2 separate regions of the Mus musculus genome follow, and region 1 is linked to region 2. A link is a loop called in an ENCODE intact Hi-C map of the cell type or tissue named here. Cell type or tissue: gastrocnemius. All regions are shown on one strand. Links, peaks and the distances in the headings refer to the core of each region. The heading gives the core; the rest is flanking DNA.

Region 1 (9,019 bases), core at 508-8,507, 96 kb before region 2:
CACAGCTCTCTGTCCTCAGCTGTGAAGTTTGAAGATTGCTGCTTCTCTCAGTTTCCCTGCATTTTGTCAGCTCAGCACAGAGGCTAGCCAACGGGACAGGCAGACAAATCTAGGCGTCAAAGTGTCCTGGAAACCAGAAGCTCTTGAGGTGCTCTGTCTTCTCAGCCAGGCCTGGAAGCTTTCCCTGACACCTGGAAAGCTCCAGCGTGCTGAGGAGTAGAGCACATCACAGTCCAGCCCAACATGTCACCAGTCTCACTGCAAGCTGTGCTTTCTGTCTTTCAGTGTGTAGAGATCGGTGCCTTTCCCATGGTTAACAACACTTATCTGTCTGTGTCCTGGTTCAGCCACCTGAACTCAATAAGCCAACTATCAGAGACAAATAGGTAGCAAAGAGCCCAAAAGGGGTGGATTATTCATTGAGGCCGTGTTGGGAAGGGGGACGAAGGAGCCAGAGACTTCCCCAGGTCTTGAGTTGGGCATGCTGACTGACAGTGGAGCTGGGGTTCAAACTGAAAGTAGGAGGTGCTTTGCTCAGCAGCCCAAGGACTGTCTCATGGCCACGCCTCCCCTGCGAGGTCTCTGACCAGTTGTAAATGTTGCTCTTGGAGATAAGTTCATCTCTGGCTGACCTCAAGGGCATTTCCTCTCCTGCAGGAGATTCCTGGGGAGATTCTAATTTCTTGGGGTCCAATCTCTCAACGGTCAGCCAAAGAGGCAGCACAAACCTCCCTCAGAGCACAGCCATTCCTCCAGACAGGTTGGTTTCACAAGGTCCAGGTTTCCTTCTGGAGAGCTTTGTCACCAAACAAACCTGCCCTCCCCTGCAATTAGAACCTCCTTGCCTGCCTGTCCCTCAAGAGTGCTCACTGCCTGTCACAGCTCCATGGCAGCGTTTGCCAAGATGGAGCTTTATACAGATGGTACCTCCTAAGTCCCCTCTCTGGCCAGCATTGCATGGCCAGTCGTAGGCCCGGGATGGGACGTGCAGAAGCCAAGCCCCAGATATACTGCCTGCCTCCGGGTCTCCCTTGCTTTTTCCGGTGATGCATTGTGTTTACCTTTGGAGTTGAACTCCACAGGAACGTGTCAAAGTGCGGTGTAGCATTTGGGTCTGGCTGCCTCTGTGCTCCAGCAAAAAGCATTAAGTCTAACAACGCACAACTGTTCTCTGAACTCTGAGAGGCCGCCCTGTCCATCAGAGGATCTCTTCCTTGTCTACGCTGAATGCTCTATGCTTGGTCCCCAGCTTGACCATGGGGTTACAGGCTGTCCTGAAACTCTCAGTGTCCAAGCGTGACGATCACAGCGCCTCACTGTACCTTGCAGTTCAGGCAGACAATTAAAATCCCAGCCAAGAGATCGCTGCTAACTAAGCCTCATGGATCTGGGAGCCTAAGAATTCCATCCGTTGCTCCTTCTCAGCTCTCATAGCATATTAGTATCAGGGTCTTCATTTCTTCTCTGCCAAGAAGATAAAAATGCTGCTGACAAACACATGCTTTGCGTCGTGAGGTTATTCGGTTGTGGGAGACCAGCAGTGGGAACCGTTACTGCTCCGAGTCCAAGTTCAAGTGGATTGGGTTGTTCTGTTTGATGTCATTCTGGAGGCCTCTCCCACTCTTAGAACATCCTGTGACTTGGTGGTGATAACTAGGCAGAAAGCAGCCTTCCCCATAGATGCCAGGGTTACCAAGGGACTACCTCTCACCAGGTGACAGCACCCACCGATGTCTTTAGAATATACCTCCTGACTTCTGTGGTCTCCCACTTCATTCCCCTTGACTCAGTAAAGAACTTTTAAAGCTTATCTAGGAGAGAAGAGACTCTTCCTCCTCCCCGTGGAGGTCACCAGGAAGCCTGACAGTGTGTCTGGTTAATTGGTACATTGCTTAGTGACTGCAGAGGCACAGCAGTGAAGCCTGCCAGCCTCGGCTTTCTTTTCATCCTAAAGTCTGGCTGGGGGAGGGGGCTGTTGCTGTTGTTTTTGTTTTTAAGATACAGGAGCATCAACGCATACAGAATCCTCACAGCTACCTAAACCAGTGTGAACGCCCAGAAAACCCATGAAACTTCACACTCATCAGGGCATCACTGAGTCCCCAGCCGTGGCTGGCTCTGTCCCTTTGCTCCCCCACTTTTTCGGTTCCTGAATGAAGGACAGGTGGGAGCCAGCAGTGAGCTGCAGAGGCTGCTCCTTCCGCGGGTCGCCGGAGTCCTCCATGCCCCTTTTCAGGATGGTTGTATTTCTCTTTCGTCTCTGTCTGGTTCCTTTACACTCTTCCTTCTATCACAGCACAGAGAAACTAAACAAAGCATTGACCTTCCCGAGGGTGACGTGAGGGTTTGCTGTGAGATGTGCCCTCTGTAGGAGCTGTTTCTGGCCCTGTTGGCTCAGCCCAGAGGCACGGAGGCAGCTTCCTGCACAGGCCTCCTGGGAGGCCTTGCCTGAGCCCCTGGAGGGAACTCCAGCACATAGTGTCACAGATGGCCCCACCCCATTCTGCAGCAAGGGGAGAACGGTGATGATCAGAGCCTCCTCTTCTTAATGATGACATTCCCAGAAGATGCTGCGGCTTCGCTGAGGGAACGGGGGTGTGGCGGCCTGGGGATTGTTGCTGGTGTGGCTTTGGACTATGGTGGGGCTTCTGACCCAATTTCCAGGCCATGGCCAGCCCTAACTACATGATAACATGTTGCGTAGCTCACTACACCCTGGATGCTTCCCTCCCAGCCTGTAGCAGCCCCAGGATCAAAGTGGGCCATATTCAACCTCTCTTCTTAGGGAATGAAGTGTGTCATCTTCCCATCATGCACTGGTTTTCACAGCAGAATAATTAGCACCAAAGGGAACCAGGGAGGGATCTGAATTAGGTAATACCTTACCAGGTCTCCCCTAGGCACTCACAGAAAGTCAGGATGGGGAATTGGGGAACTTAGTCCCCTGCTGATCAGTGGCATAGTGGTGTTAGACTGTGATTTATTAGCTCTTATTGGGGTGGGGGGACCTAATCCCTTTGAAAGGACTTTATCTTTGAGACCATGTTGGGTCATGCTTTCAGGGACCCGCACAGATGACTTAGAGCAGTCTCATCTCTACCAACGTCCTCAGATACTGGTGTCTGGGGGTTATTTTAGCTTTTTCTCCCTCAAAAGTTATCGGCCAAAATAAAATTGTCTAGCGGCTTTACACAACAGAATACTAACCCCTGCCCCACCCCCAAGGAAAAATTCTCAGACAAACAAGGGGTCTACAGAAAGAGACGGGACTTCTTTTCCCAATTCATAGTTTTTACCAATAAAAACCAAGCTTCCTTCTGCTCTCTAGTGCTGTCACCAAAGTCAGTAAGACAGGATACTCAGTCACAGGAGGAGTCTTAGAGTCCAGGAGGAGGTGGGGGGTGCGCTACACTGTGCAGCCAGAGCCTACAGTTTTCAGTTGCTCAGTCCCTTCGGAAGGCAACCTTATGGTGTTGCTTTGCTTTGTACGCCAGGCCAGCCAGCAAGGTCTCCACAGACAACAGATTTTACGTCCTGGGGTGCGGCCTGATTCCTTTAGCTTCATCTCTGAGTATATATACTTTTCTTCTTTTTTTAAAAAATGTATTTATTTTTATTTTATGTTGTGTTAGGAGTGTTGCATATATGTATGTAAGCAGACCACGTGGGTGGTACCTGTAGGGTATCAGAAGAGGGCATCAGATCCCCTGCAGTGGGAGTTGTAGACAGTAGTGGGCTGCTCACTGGGAAGTGAGCCCAGGTCCTCCTGAAGAGCGCCCAGTGCTCTTGACTGCCGAGCCATCTGTCCAGACCTTCTGGGTGTACTTCTTACTGTTAATTCTCTTAACTCGTCTGAGCTCCCCGAGTGCTCTCGGGAAACCTCCATGATGACTATGGAGGCAGAATCATGCTATTAACAAGATAGTCTGTGAGAAATATGTATTGTATGGTTGTTGGTTTTTTTTTTAATTCAAAACTTTTAATATATATATATATAAAAGTCTAATTGGTAAGATAGCTCACTTGAATCTTCCACAGTGGAAAAGCCAGGATTCCCCATGAAATCTCACTAAGCGTTGGTTGCTGACCAAGATCAGGTCACCCCTGGGCTGATGGGGAGGACACAGAGGGACCAGCTTGTGTGTCTTAAGCAATCTACATTCCAAAACCTAGACTGAACCCTATTCCGTACCTGGCTGACCCTAACTTGGCAAAAACCCACCCAAAATGTTCCTAGTGTGCCTTTCTCAGTTATCTCCCACAGTGCAGAATCACATTTCTTTTGGGCTTTTTAACTTCAGGATGCTATAATAAGAGTTAAAGGTAGTCAGTTCTCTGTGTTATCCTTAGATGTCAAACCTGAAGCACTTAGCACAGTAGCCTTAGTGCACAGACCTGGGCTCTGAGGTCAGACAGGCGGGTGTCTGGCTGACCCCTAGCTTCCTCCTCCCTGTGGCTTTCTGAATGCCCTTAATAACTCTGGATTTCTTTTCTCTTTCAGACCCTCAAACTGACGGAAGACCTACAGAGAAAACCCTTTGCCAAATCTGCTCTCAGCAAGTGGACAGTGATCCGTTTACAGCTTGACACCTTTGAGACTCCCACGCCGCTTCCCTAACCCAGCAGAGACTGTTAGCAGCCCTGGCCCTGGGTGAAGCCCTTACCCGTGGAACAGAACTCTATAACATATGCAAAATCTAACTCATCTGCAAGTGACCTGCCAGCGTGGACAGCACCCATCAGCACCCCCCACTCCTTCAGAGCACACCGGGACCCCGTTGGCGACTCCGTCGTGTTTTACTATCATGATGGTTTAGGGGATATTTTAAGTGTCGTCTTGTGTTTGTTTCCTTTGACCCTCTGAGTTTTCTACACACAGTAACCTGCAGTATTTTTCTGTTGAAAATGTTAACTGTCCTTTCCCTAGCACACTTAAAAGCAGAAGGAAGGTGTTATATCAGTTCCCAGTCTGGCCTTGAGCATCGCAAGCTTTTGAGCCTGTGGGACCCCACAAACTTAACACATTGCATAAACTAATGGGGGGGGGGGCGGGTATTTCTTCTTTTATTTGGTAGAAAATTATCCTTTTCTAAAAACTGAACAATGGCACAACTGCTTGCCCTGCGTGCCCGACCAGGACCGAACTATGCGTAGGCGAAGCAAACAGAGCCAGGCATCTGACCCAGTAGTTTCCAGTTCTGAGTCGGGGGGTGGTCTGTGGGTGGAGACCTTGATGCCCACTCCGCAGTTGCCTGCTCGGTGGGGCTGTGGTCTCCCGCCATCCTCCGCGGTAGGCGGTATCTCTGCTCTTAGGAACTAGGGCCTCTTCAGGAAAGCATCAGCTCAGCCTCTGCCCGTTGCCAAATGCCACGAATGGGTTTAGTCTTGAGGAGAAAAGAGAAATGTGTGCCTGTTCTGCTTCGTAGAAGACGTGGAGTTACAGGTGAGCCATTTAGCATGCGTGTGAGAGCGACAAACCACGTCTGCACCAGCTGGTCCAACGGCACTGTTTGTGAAACGTGCATATCTTTTGATTCTTTTCAACCTTGCTGTGTGTACGCTGATCTTCCTAGAAGTGTATGAGTGACAGGCAATAGTATACAAGGTGAGATATCTCTATATATATAGGCTTAGTTTGTAATTCTTCAAGTGATTCATGGAAATACAAGATAAGGCAATTTAAACTTTTTTTTAAAAAAAAACTTTTTCTGCTTCTGTGGAACTCATTTTTGTTGTTGTTGTTGTTGTTTCCAAAAAGTTATGGTGCTGTATAGGTGCTTTCTGTTGAGCCTGCAGAGTGTGAGTGTAGGTGGTACTCTCTTTGGTAGACAGCGTAGTTGGGAACACCTTTGGTACATACAAAACTGGTGTGGCGATGCTCTGACTAGCACAGCATATGCATATGTCTCCAAAGTGATATCTGAAGGCTTTCTTCTTTGCATAAAAAGCACTAGGCATTTAAGTGTATAAAATATTTTATCATGTACAGCAAAGATGGAACTCTATGCATGGCGTCAGGAATGTGGGCTAATGTTCTAGCACAGGCCTCCCCGCTTGAGTTCTCGCCATTGCCTGCACTGTAGCTGTGAACACCAACCCAGGCGTGCCACCCAATCCCCTGCCTCAGCACTGGCCCCCTTGTGCACCTTTGCTTCCTGAGCACTCTGGGGGTGGTGAAGATGGCCATCACAGCCCCTAGCACAGTGAGAGTTCCACTGGGTATTGTCACAGGTCTCTCCTGCCTCGCTTGGATTCTTGTGTCTGAGCGATGGCCCTGTTGATTCCACTCTGCCTTTTATGGAATCTGTACGTTACCACGCGGCTGTGGTCCTGCTAGGCCTGTGGCACGTTGCCTTTCCCAAGCTGCTACATGTTTATAACCTTCATTTTTAAAGTCCAGTTTTGAAAACGTGTATAGGAGTCGTGTGACCTGCTGGCCAGAGAGCCCATACTTGCTTATCCAATCCTTGATGGTGATGCTAGCCACGCCCTGATGCTTCAGCCATCAGCTGTCCCCGCAACTGTGTCATTTTGGTGGAGGACTAACTGGCTTTCTGGCTTCCCAGAGTGCTGCACCCTGGGTGGAATGTCTCAGGGTGGCAGCTGAAGGAACAGAGAAAGCTCAGGTACAAGGGAGAACCCCAAGTGCTTCCAACATGAGGGCCCTGAGCATTCTCTGTTGAGTTTAAAGAAACGCAGACCAGCTCACAAGATAATGTCTTGGCTCTGCAGTTTACAGGCACTGGGAGTGGAAAGGACAACCCTCCGGTGCATTCCCCTAGTCTTAAAACTTGGATTTCCTTTCAGACATGGTAGCTCGTTTATTCTCCTTCCCAGTGTTTGTTAGGTTTCAGGCACCAGATCTCACAGAACGTCCTAGAAATCGACTATAAGCTGAGGCGGGAACAGGGTGAGACAAGAGTCGCCTCGGCAGAGTGGGAGAGCAGAGGCAGAGTGCTTTGATTTACTCTACACACAGAACACGTGGAGAGCTGAGGCCTGCCGGGCCCTGGAGAGGCTCAGGCGAGACTTGGACGGCAATGCCTACTGGGGTATTTGCACTCCCACCCTCAGACTCCCCACACAGAGAGGCCAAGCTCTCTTAAGAAGCCCAATTGTGTGTCAGACTTGACAGAGGTATAGCCTGGGCCCTCTGTACCTTCTGTTGGGACCCTGCTTTCAGGGTAGCTTGGCCATTGGCCACCAAGTAGCATTCTCAGTGTCTTAGGTCCCTAACAAGGAACCGGTCTGTTGAGACATCTGAGCAGGTGACCTTGTGGACCTTCCAGACTTAGAACCAGCCCATGGAGTCCTGATGAGAAAGAAGTGTGCAGTGAGCCCTCCTGGGGAGCCCTGCACGCCTGTGACAATGTCACAGAACGCCAAAGGCCCATGTGGAAGACTGGCGTTCTCTTCAGGCTCTAGAACCTGATACCTTGTACCAAAGATAGAGAAGAGCATGGGGCAAGCCTTCGCCATCCTAGCTCTAGGACTGACTGGGCTCAGCATACCCGGTTAACTGTGACTGCATTAGAGGTGTGTTCTCCATTGTATCCTCTGCAACATAATGACGGCTGAAGCACATAGAACTGTTTTCCTACGTCTCCTGCTAATGGAGGAGCGTGCACTAGGTGTAGCACAAAGCAGACATTGGGGCTTGATGATTAGCGTCAGCCTAAGGAGAGGTACACCCCATCTCAGGTGTGACTTCAGCCAACTTCTGAACCCATGTACAGGTTCATAGGGACAGACAACTCTGCCTTTTCTTGAAGCGCTCCATCCACTGAACGAGCAAGCAGCCTTTGAATCTCTTGGGAAAGAGCTTTAAGAGTAAGGCGGGGAGAAAACAAGCCTTCCCTCCCTCCGTCATCCCCCGGACTAAGGGAAAACAAAACAAAACGCTACCTATTCGCTAAACACAAAGGAAAGGTAATAAGAGACTGGCTGAGTCGTCATCTTCTTCCTGTATTTGGGAACATCATGATTAGGTGGACGAGTGTTGAGTTTTTTAATTAAAAGCAGACCTTTTGTAGAAAAGCAATCACTGATACAGAGGTACAAAGAAGCCAGTTCTGGGGGGGAAGAAGTAGTGGGAACACAGGGCATGAGGTTAGAGATGTCTGTGGATCACGTCTGTCAAACAGGACTAGAGAAAGATGCCCAAGCAACTGACAGGAATAAGTGGTGTTTGAACTAAATCTCAAGTGTATAGCATACAGATTAGATGGATGAAGTATTTTCTCTTGTTGAATTTTATTCATTTGTATTCTTTCATGAATGAATGATTGCAAGGCCTCGGTCACACTCCAGGAATACTTGTGCGACTGTTTTTTTTTTTTTTTTTTTAAAGCGTGTGTCTGGTCACTTCTCTAAAATGATCTCCTTGTCTGGCAATCAGCCTTCTCTGTAGACTTGTCCCGGCACATTATGTACGTGGGAAATGTGGACAGGTGTGAAGGAGACCAGAAGAATTGGTGAATACTGAAAAGTGTGTTGTGCATTTAGGCTTCACGTGGTTAACGTTTTTTGGGTTTTTTTTTTTTTTTAAGAAAAAAGTTGCATGAATGAAAACAACCTCTGTACACATTACCTGTAAAAATGGCCTGTTTTGATTTCTTGCTTCTACCCCACACAAACTAGAATTTCGTGTGGCGCGTGGCCATGTTTAAACACCTGCAGCAGTTGGTCGTCTGGTTTGAGGCAGACGCAATCCTGCTGCATTCTGGGTACTGAGGACCTTGTCTAACCATACGCTGCCGTGAGTTAGCTCTGCCGCCTTTCTTCTCAAGGATCAAAACCAGTTTGATTTGGGAATCTGCCCCTTCCCGGTGGAATGGAGGTGCGTACTTCCCGTGGCGTTTGTAGATATTGCCTGTGTATTCCATTTAAAACCATAATCTAGTTTGTAAAAGAGATGATGACGCATGTAAATAAAGCTTTGGTGACACTCTATCTCATGCCCAGGAGTCTGTCATCATTGTCCTGTTCCCCCCAGGAAAGAGATGGTTGGGTTTGTGAG
Region 2 (9,019 bases), core at 513-8,512:
CCTGCTTTTCCTATATATTTCTCTTGAACTCCCCTGACCCAGGGTGGCTTTCTCTAATTCCTAAAATTACTTGTGCAAAAGTCATTGGGAAGGCTGGCTTTGAGGTTGCCGACCGCTTTTCCTTTCCGGGGACAGGAATGTAAATGAGGCCACGGGACCACTTCAGTCCTAATGGGGTTTCAGGGCCAAGAATATGACATTTCAATGGTTAATTCTTCGGTAGTCTTATGCTTCACTGGATAGCCGTGCTTGGCGGCGGTGACCAGCAGTTCCTTCGTAGAAATACTCTTCATGTATGCTCTCCTCGCGCTCGGTTCTTTCCTCCGACAGCCGCTGCTGCCGGGCTCAGTCTTTGCTTCTCTTCACCACCATCACTTGCTTCTTTGCCAGCACCAAGCTTGCTGGTGCTTCAGTCATCCCCCTACAGTCACACGTTCCCAGGTTTATCTTTAGCCTGGACCCAAGACTCTTTCATCCCACTGCCCACTGGGCACTTCCCCCTCAGACACTGCATGTTCTGAACCACATTCCTTACTCTTTTAGGCCTGCCTCACCCACAATCTCAGTAAATCTAACTCCTAGTTTCTTATGCTAAAGGACCATTGGCTTAACTTGCCACGTCGTCGTGTCGTCGTACCATGAACAGATTCTTTAGGCTTTACTTTCAAATGTGTGGATCCCCAGCAGGCAGCGCCTCCTGCTTTGAGTGGTGGTGAGCTTCGCTCAGAGACCTTCCTGCTCAAGTGCCTTCCAGCCATGCTCTGTTCTCCGTAGAAGACCTGAGATGAGCTTCACACTCACGGTCACATTATCCACCAGGCCCACAGTTTTCCAAACTCATTCAGAATTGAATGCAAGCCCCTTTCCTCTGTGATTGCCTCTCTCATCTCTTCTGGCCTCTATCCGTCCCTGAGACACTATCCACCTCGCTGTTATGTGCTCTGGTCTGGAATACAGAGGGGCAGAGTGAAGCTTCCTCGGTTTCGATCTCGGCTCACGTGTGCCTACGCCCATGCCTTTAGCACCTTGCACCACTATTTATTATTTATTTTTGCTTACTTGTTTTTTCTTCTAAAAAATATAAGCAAGGCAGGGACTTTAGCTGTTTATTCTGTGTCTCCAGACCCCAGAATGCTCAGTTCCTCCCTGTAAGGTCGGGAAGTATTTTAGATGTTCAACGAACATTTGTAGAAGGAAGGAAAACATGGCTAAGTTGGGCAGCTGGAGCCTCATTGCCCTAGATGAGGAAACCTGTTCTGCCAGCCGAGTTTTGCATGTGTGGTGCATTTCTGGGAGTCCTTTGTCCCTTTTTATTCCCCGACTGAATTTCATCTCAAGGACCTTGTCCTCCAAGCCTGCACATGCTCTCCCTGGGACTGACTTAGTGACCTTTCCATTTCACAAAGTCAGCATGGCCAATGTTTGATGATGTCCTACTTGAAGCTGCGGACAGAGTCTTCTCATGTGGCCCAAGGCACCCTTCTGCATCACAGGGAGAGCTAATGCCCCGTTCAGATCTTACCAGGGCCTGAAGGAATAGATCTACCCTGTACTCCTTTTGCAGAAATGCGGAAGGGGAACCACGGAGCCTTGTGCTGAGGGTTGGTCTGTTGCTATGTATTGTAATACTAACTTTGCAAATCTAAGCCTACGAGTCACTTTTCACGTTTACCAGCTGTTGTTGTGCAAACCTTGTTTCTTAATTTAAAACTATTGGTTAAATAAAAATTGGCCACAGCCAATTCCTGGGAGGATTAGAGGTAGGTGGGTTTTTGAGTTACCTGGTTGAGCATGGGAGAGAGGAGAGAATGAGGAGAAGGAGAGATGAGAAGCTGCCATAAGGGTACACAGGCCATGAGCACATGGCCAGGAGAAACAGCAAGTATTTGGGGACCACCACTAGGGAGGTAGCCAGGCCAGCAGTTAGAAAAGTAGATTAGGGGTGACCCCCAATAATTGTCAAAGCCAAATAAAATAACCACAGTCTGAATCACATTCATTCATAAGCTAGTCAGGCAAAAGTTTAAAAAAGTCATACTATAGCCAGGACAGGCGATGGCAGAGGCCTGCAAGCCTGTCCAGTCCCAGAATCCTCTGGGAGGACTGAGCAAGACTAGCAGGTTGTTCAAGAGGCCCTGCTGGTTGGTGCCCCTGCTTTCTGACCCTGGCAGTAGGGAAGGCTGCTGGAACCAGAAAACATGCAGGCTCGGTTGATGAAAAGCCTGTTTATTCCTAGTACACTGGACACTTTGTTCAGGAAGTGCTCATCCACTTGGAAATGTTGCCCTTGTCACAGTGCCAAGGTCAGTGCCTGCTGAGGCTATCAGCAGTGTGTGTGCCAGCTCTGGCTGGGCATTTTATTAGGTGTACGGCTTCCCTGGGAAGTGACTACAGAACACGGGATAGCTAATTTCTGTTTAATGCTCTCTCCACAAGCGTGCGTGAAGTTCCATTTTTATTGGGACTTTGAGAGGTAAAACATATAAAGAAAGGAGTAAGTAAATAGGTTAGAGCACAATGAACTCTCTAAACAGGAGTTTTGAGTGACACGATTCACTTTATAGTTCTCCACAGACACTCAATTATTATAATATGCTCATCTTTGCAAAGCGTTGGACCGCTCTCAAAAGTGTCTTATATTCCTCCTCTTCACTGAGGCTCAACTCATCCTTGTAAGGCAGGGCTGTGTGGACCCCCTTTTTAGGTGAGAAAATGGACTCTGGAAACTGAAATGGCTTGGATCGAACGACAGACTCAGAATTAAACAATAGACAGTGGAACCGCACGTCAACGCCCCAATCTCTTCCAGGCCAGGTTTGATGCGCCTATCACATTATGGTGGACTGGACATGCTGAGGCTTGTGAGGGGGCATCTCACAGCTGTGGATGTATGTAAAGGGTGGTTGTATCAGCTGTATTAACTGTGCCTTCCAAGTTAGAAGGTCCAGGACCCAGGTGATAAACAGCACCTCCCCCAACCCCCGCCCTTCTCTGGCAACCTTGTGGAGACTCCACGTGCCGAGTGACAATGATAATCCACCTTAGTGTGCTGGCACCCAGGGAGGCCAGCACCCCCTGCAACAGCCCATGACTCTTGGAGGGAACTCTCCATCCTGGGCTGCTGGAGAGAAGCACTCTAGTGTCTGCTCCACTGTATGGGCTCATTGTTGATCGGGGCAAGCAAAGTTTCTGTAGGAGTGGTCTGGTCCTATCTATCCCCTCCCCGATGTGCTGCACATGGCCACGCTTTATCATGCTGTGACAGTGTAGGCTGATTAAGTCTGGGAGTGCTGGAGAGCCAAGGAATGTAACTAATAATGATGAGAGGCAGTTTCTGGAAAACATTGAGACTATTTAGAGCATTTAGATGTAAGCTCTAGGGCAGAACTCTACGTGGGTTAAAGATAACTGTACCAGGGCAGCGTTTGTTCTTGATTCTTATTTACTCTTTTTATGGGTATTTATTTAATGTATATGAGGGTTCTGCTTGCATAAATGCCTGCAGGCCAGAAGAGGATGTCAGATCCCATTATACATGGTTGTGAGCCTTCATGTGGTTGCTGGGAATCAAACTCAGGACCTCTGGAAGAGCAGGCCAGGGCTTTTAACCCTGAGGTTACTTGTTCTTAGGCTCTGAAAAACCAAATCCATGTGTTTTGATTGGAGAAGACTTAGGAGTTTTCATTCACTGAACACTCGATGGTCAGAGAAGGGATCACGTTTGTGGATTCTCCTGACCCGAAGGCAGGTCGGGCCTAGCGTCAGGAGCCCTAGGACTCCTGTGCTTGGTCAGGTGAGTACGGTGTTCTGTGTAAAGGCATGATAAACTCGCTGGCAAGCTGGTAGACAGGGTTTGGGAATCAAGGTGTACACCAGGAGTTCTAGGCCTGTCAAGGAGTGCTCAGTGGGTGGTGGGTGGCACTTTCTATAGAACGGAGCGACCAAGTGATGAGGGAGCCAGCTACAGGAACAGAGGCAGGCAGGTGAGTGGAAGGCAGAGGCAGGAAGGCTCAGGTGTAAACAAAACAAAAACCAGGACCCAGAGGCCATGGGGATTTCATCTCGGCAGATGTGCTAGGACAACATGGCTGGCTGAGGGGGGGGGTATCTGTGCAAAGGAAAACAGATGTAGGAAATCCTACTGCTAGGAGATGGCTCAGTGTGGAGACTGCTTCTACCCAGGCCTGAGTTTGATCTCCAGCACCCACATGGTGGAAGGAGAGACCCAGTCCCCACAATTTGTCCCTTGACTTCCACATGTGTCTGTACTTATACACACACACACATACACACACATGCACACACACATGCACGCACACACGCGTGCACACACACACATGCACTCATTCACACACATGCACTTACACATGCACATGTGCACACACACACACACATGCAGGGGTGAGGTGGGGTGGGGGATGGCAAGTGTACACATGCAAAAATAAACCAATAAATCATTTTTTTTAAAGTTGAAGTAAGAAAGAAGCCACATCATACCATTAAATCTCTGCTAGGATTTCCTAAGTGGACCAAACAAAAGCTACATATTAAGTACTTTTTCAGTTTGTTTGTTTGCTGCTGGGGCTGGCTCCAAGGGCCTTGTGCAAGCTGGTTGTTCTAACACAAAGCTGCATTCCCCAGCCCACATGGCATCTTTAGCCATCCTACCCAAACCACCCTTTTCTAATCGGCTGGATCTGGTTTAAAGCGTCTGTGAAGAAGCATAGCTCTCACTCAAAGGGGATGAGAGAGAGTTTATTCTGGAGCCTACAGGGATGGCCACGGCTTGGGAACAGAGTTCTCTGTTTTGTTTTTGTTTGTTTGTTTTACATACATAATGTTCGGATAGAGTAACTGTTCCCGGAAGCTTTATAGTACCAGAACAAAGGGAATCATTAATCAAGACCCTTTTCATACACGCGGGCAGGCAGGTCCCAGAAGGACAAAGGCACAGCAGACATGGGCCTCAGACAGCAGCTGATGGACTCTCAGCCTTGTGCTTGGTGGAAGACAGACTTACCTAAGGGCCCCAGAGCTGCTGGGACGCATACAGAAGGGCAAGCAAAGGCTGTTAAAGAGGCTAATGATTGGCCCAAAGTAATTTGGCTCAGGACCTGGAACATTCCAGTCTCTCCGGCGCAGCTGCTGAGGTCCTTGCTGTGGGCAAGCAGGTTCATCTCCTTTCCAGGAACTTTCATCCACAAAAAACAGTTGGATTTTTGTTTTTCCTTCTTTTTAAAAATGTCATTCTTCTTACCCCAACCAGCTACACATTTCATCTGCTGGTTGGTTCCCTTAAAACTGTCTGTTCCTTCGTGTTCCAGCCTTCAATCCAACTGAACCCCAAGTCAGGCACAGCTCTGGCTCCACACATGTGACGTCATCAAGGCATCTGGTGCTGCTCCAGCCTGCGGTTTGCACCTGTGCCAGGAGGGGTGGGGCTGCTGTTCTTGCCTGCCTCTCTCTCTCTCTCTCTCTCTCTCTCTCTCTCCCTCTCTCTCTCTCTCTCTCTCTCTGTAGAAGGAGGGAAGATTCTGCAAAGATGCCTCCCTGTTTAGCCACTTCCTGCCACTGTGACCCTAGACACCATCCTGAACTTCAGTGCTGTGTTGGCACTGGAGCATACAAAGAAAAAAAGGAAGCAAAAACCTCAAGTGCGTTGTTGAGAAGGAACAGGCAGCAGACTTGAAAGCAAAGTCTTGAGAAGTGTCCTCCACTTCCTGGATCGATCCTGAGAGGCTTCAGTGACTCTTGGGAGGATTAAGCCAAAGGGTTTCAGGGAAACTTCTGGGCTTTTGTTCCCCTCAGTGGAAACCCTTGAGAAGTTAAACACACAAACACTTGGAGCGGGGGCCAGAGCTGCGACTGATCTGTCTGGGCTCAGAGGCAGTGGTCTTTAGAGCACAGACTGCCAGACACTTTTTAAAGCATTTCCTTTAATCGTTCCGAGCACCGAAACTGTTCAAAACAAACAAATACTAAAAACAAAGCAAAACAAACAAACACCCTACTCTGTAAAGTTTCTTTAGAGCTGTCCCAGCCTTAAGGAGGAGACACAAGTCTGGGGCTGCCACGCGCCACCCACTTTCTGTCTCCTGAAAGAGGTCAAAGGGACATCACTAACCCTATCTGCAGCTGAGAAAACTGTGACTCAGGGTGGCAGAGCGTCTTTTCCAGAATCGCAGTGACACAGGGAAGAATCAGGATGCTCAACCCTGTGGCAACCTGGGAGGTAGGAGCAAAGGACAGACGCCCGGGAGCAATGGCTCTTACCTCCAGCCCCCAAGCTCAGACTCTTGCCAAGGCAGCTGGATGGCAGGAGCAAGAGCATGCAGAAGCAGCGTCATGGAAGACCAGCAAGGGAAGATGGCGGTCTTCTAAGTACCTCTAAGGTGTGTGAAATTAGGCACTGGATTTGACCAGAAACATAGACACTTTCCCTTTCATCTGTCCAGGCACTCATTAATGTAACTACACCCCACCTTCCTGCTTGGGAGTTACCACCAACTCCACTGTCAGGTCGCAGATCACTCAGGGAGCTACATCCACTCTTGACTCAGGAATTGGCCACCTGACCTACAGCTGGTGAAGCTCAGCAAAGCAATTAACTCAGGAATAGGCAGGGGGACCACACCAGAGCCAGTAGAACTGCCCTCAGTTGCACAAAGAGGCTTAGTTTCTGCTGGCTGTGGACCTGGCGTGGTATAACCTGTCTCACAACAGCTTTGGTAGAACAGAGAGGTATAAGCTGGACCCTGATAAAGTTCCCTTGAAACCATAAGCACAGGCTGGGGAGATGGCTCAGCCAGTGAATTGCCTGCCTTGCAAGCATGGGGATTTGAGTTCCAATCCCTAGAACTCAGGTGAAAGGCTCAGCAGTGAGGGGTTCTTATGTAACCCCAGCGCCAGGGGAAAGAGTTCGATTCTTGAAGCTCATTAGTCAGTCAGCTAGACTAGCCCAGTCATTGACCTGCAGATCCACAAGAGACTGTGTCTCAAAAGGTAACACTGGAGAACTGTGGAGAAGAGACAGGCAGAGCTGGATTCTACATGCACGTGCACATATGTGCACCAGCATCCTCATGCATGTGTGCACACACAAGTACATGTACCACACACTATATCACACAGAGAGAGAGACAGAGACAGAGAGAGAGAGAGAGAGAGAGAGAGAGAGAAGCAAATCTTATTGTATACAGTGATCTTCCTCACAGATATTGTATTTGTATGAGACAATAATCTTTGTTGAAATTGGTTTGGGTCTCATCTTCCAACAGCAGACAGTGGGTCTTGTTCATAAACTAAGATTATATGTATGTCAGTATGTGCATGGATATATGCACACACATATAATTTCTATGGAAGATGTTTACTTTTGCTTATGGTTACAGAGATGTAAGAATCCATCATGACTGGGAAACATGGAAGCAAGCAGCAGGCATAGCAGCGGGAACAGGAAGTTAGAGATAACACTGTCAGCAAAAGCGAAAAGTAGAGAGAGTGCACTGGGCACAGGGCAAGCTATAAATTCTTAAGTTCACGTCTAGTAACATACTTCCTCTAGCAGGGCCACACCTCCTAAACCTCTCCAAACAGCACCACCAGTGTGGTCAGGTGTTCAAATGCCTGAGCCTACAGGTACACCCCCCATTCCATTCCCTAGCCCCCATTTTCCATGACCATAACTGAAGTGAAAACTTCTTTGGAGACTCAGGTCATAATGATGTTTTCCTGGGACAGACAAGTGAAAGGATGTTTTGCTGAAGCAGACACAGGTGAAAGGAGGTTTTGCTGAAAAAGACTTGTGAGAGGATGCACGATGTTTAGAAAGAGTGTAAACAACGCTATGGACAGTGGGAGGAAGCTATCGCATTGGTTTGCCTTGCTTTGTTTCATTAGTCTTTGCTGACAAGTTCATGTACTGGTTCACCTCGCACTGTGTTGCTGATCTATGTTATGACTTCATAGAGAGTAACTGGGAAAGAACTTCTCATGACGTTCCTGTGGCTTCTTGCAGCTTCCGCTGACTCATGATGGAGCCTCGTGATTTAGTTACTGGACCGGGCTGCCGCTGCTGATTCATGTATGGTGTCTGCCGAGTGGACTGGACCGAAGCTACTGATTCATGGTTGGAGGTTTGCTAGTAGGCTGAACTGCTGATATCCTAACAACGAAGACTAGAATCACCCCAATGAACTGTGAACAACATTGTCAAGGTTCCTTTCTAAATAGGTCTAGTTACCCTGTGTCCTAATAACCTTTCTTTTCCACTACTTCTAGTGGGTGGTGGGCTAGAAGGGAGGTTAAAGCATTTAAGAACCCTTATTAAAGTAGGTTTTGAAAAAATATAAGCCTACATATAACATAATGCAAGATACATTTAGTCCAACTTCAAAGATCCTCATAGTTTTTTTTTTTTTAAACAATGCCAAAAACAAGTCCAAAGTCTCTTCTGAGGCTCAAGGCAATCTCTTAATGAAACCCCTATGAAATCAAAGAGCAATTTATGTATCTCTAACATATAATGGTTCAGAAGATACATAACTTTTCCAAAATGTGTGAATGGGAACATAATGAAAAAATGCTAGAGCAAAGTAAATCTAGAACCCAGCAGGGCAAGCATCAAATCCCATAGTTCTGGTGTCAAAGAACTTAAAGAACTCTGCGTCTCCAGCTGCCTCCAACATACATCTTTTTCTTGGGCTGGTTATACTCCCTGTGAGCATCTCTTTTTAGCAGATATCCCACGGCTCTGGCTTCTCCAAAATCTTAGGGTACCCAACTGTAACCCAAGCTTTACTTTCACAACCTTCCACAATGGCCACTCACAGCCTCTCCCCGTCAGGGCCTTTGCTCCGGAGGGGGATGGTCCCCTGTCACTTGCTCCCTGGCTTCAGTGACTCTCAGAACCACAGAAGGGTTCTACGGCCCCTCACTCTTGTGCCTTTTATGACTCTAACCCTAACAACATATTGAACAACATTGTCAAGGTCCCTTGCTAGCTTGGGATGAACCCTCA

What was found. Hi-C counts contacts between places; a loop is a spot of excess contacts. Peaks named below come from ENCODE experiments on the same cell type or tissue, not always from the same donor. Only the 100,000 strongest peaks of a DNase experiment are listed, where the experiment ranks them.
Region 1: a loop joins it to region 2, with 2.1 times the contacts of the local background. A loop is called at or near these places in 2 of 42 quality-filtered maps.

What each region holds. Positions count from the first base shown.
Region 1 is chr10:42,181,778-42,190,796 of GRCm38, reverse strand. It overlaps Foxo3 (forkhead box O3), which reads left to right. Exons shown (of 4, transcript NM_001376967.1): 4 at 4,502-8,952. Among named protein-coding and RNA genes, the nearest start is that of Gm38485, 89 kb to the left of the region's middle. In gastrocnemius, for the core only: no CTCF peak of the experiment used is centred there; DNase peaks (open chromatin) are centred at 3,480, 3,763, 4,481, 5,271 and 3 more places; H3K4me3 peaks cover 142 bases; H3K27ac peaks cover 2,662 bases.
Region 2 is chr10:42,085,929-42,094,947 of GRCm38, reverse strand. No RefSeq gene overlaps it. Among named protein-coding and RNA genes, the nearest start is that of Gm40630, 8.5 kb to the right of the region's middle. In gastrocnemius, for the core only: no CTCF peak of the experiment used is centred there; DNase peaks (open chromatin) are centred at 2,291 and 5,416; H3K4me3 peaks cover 949 bases; H3K27ac peaks cover 5,362 bases.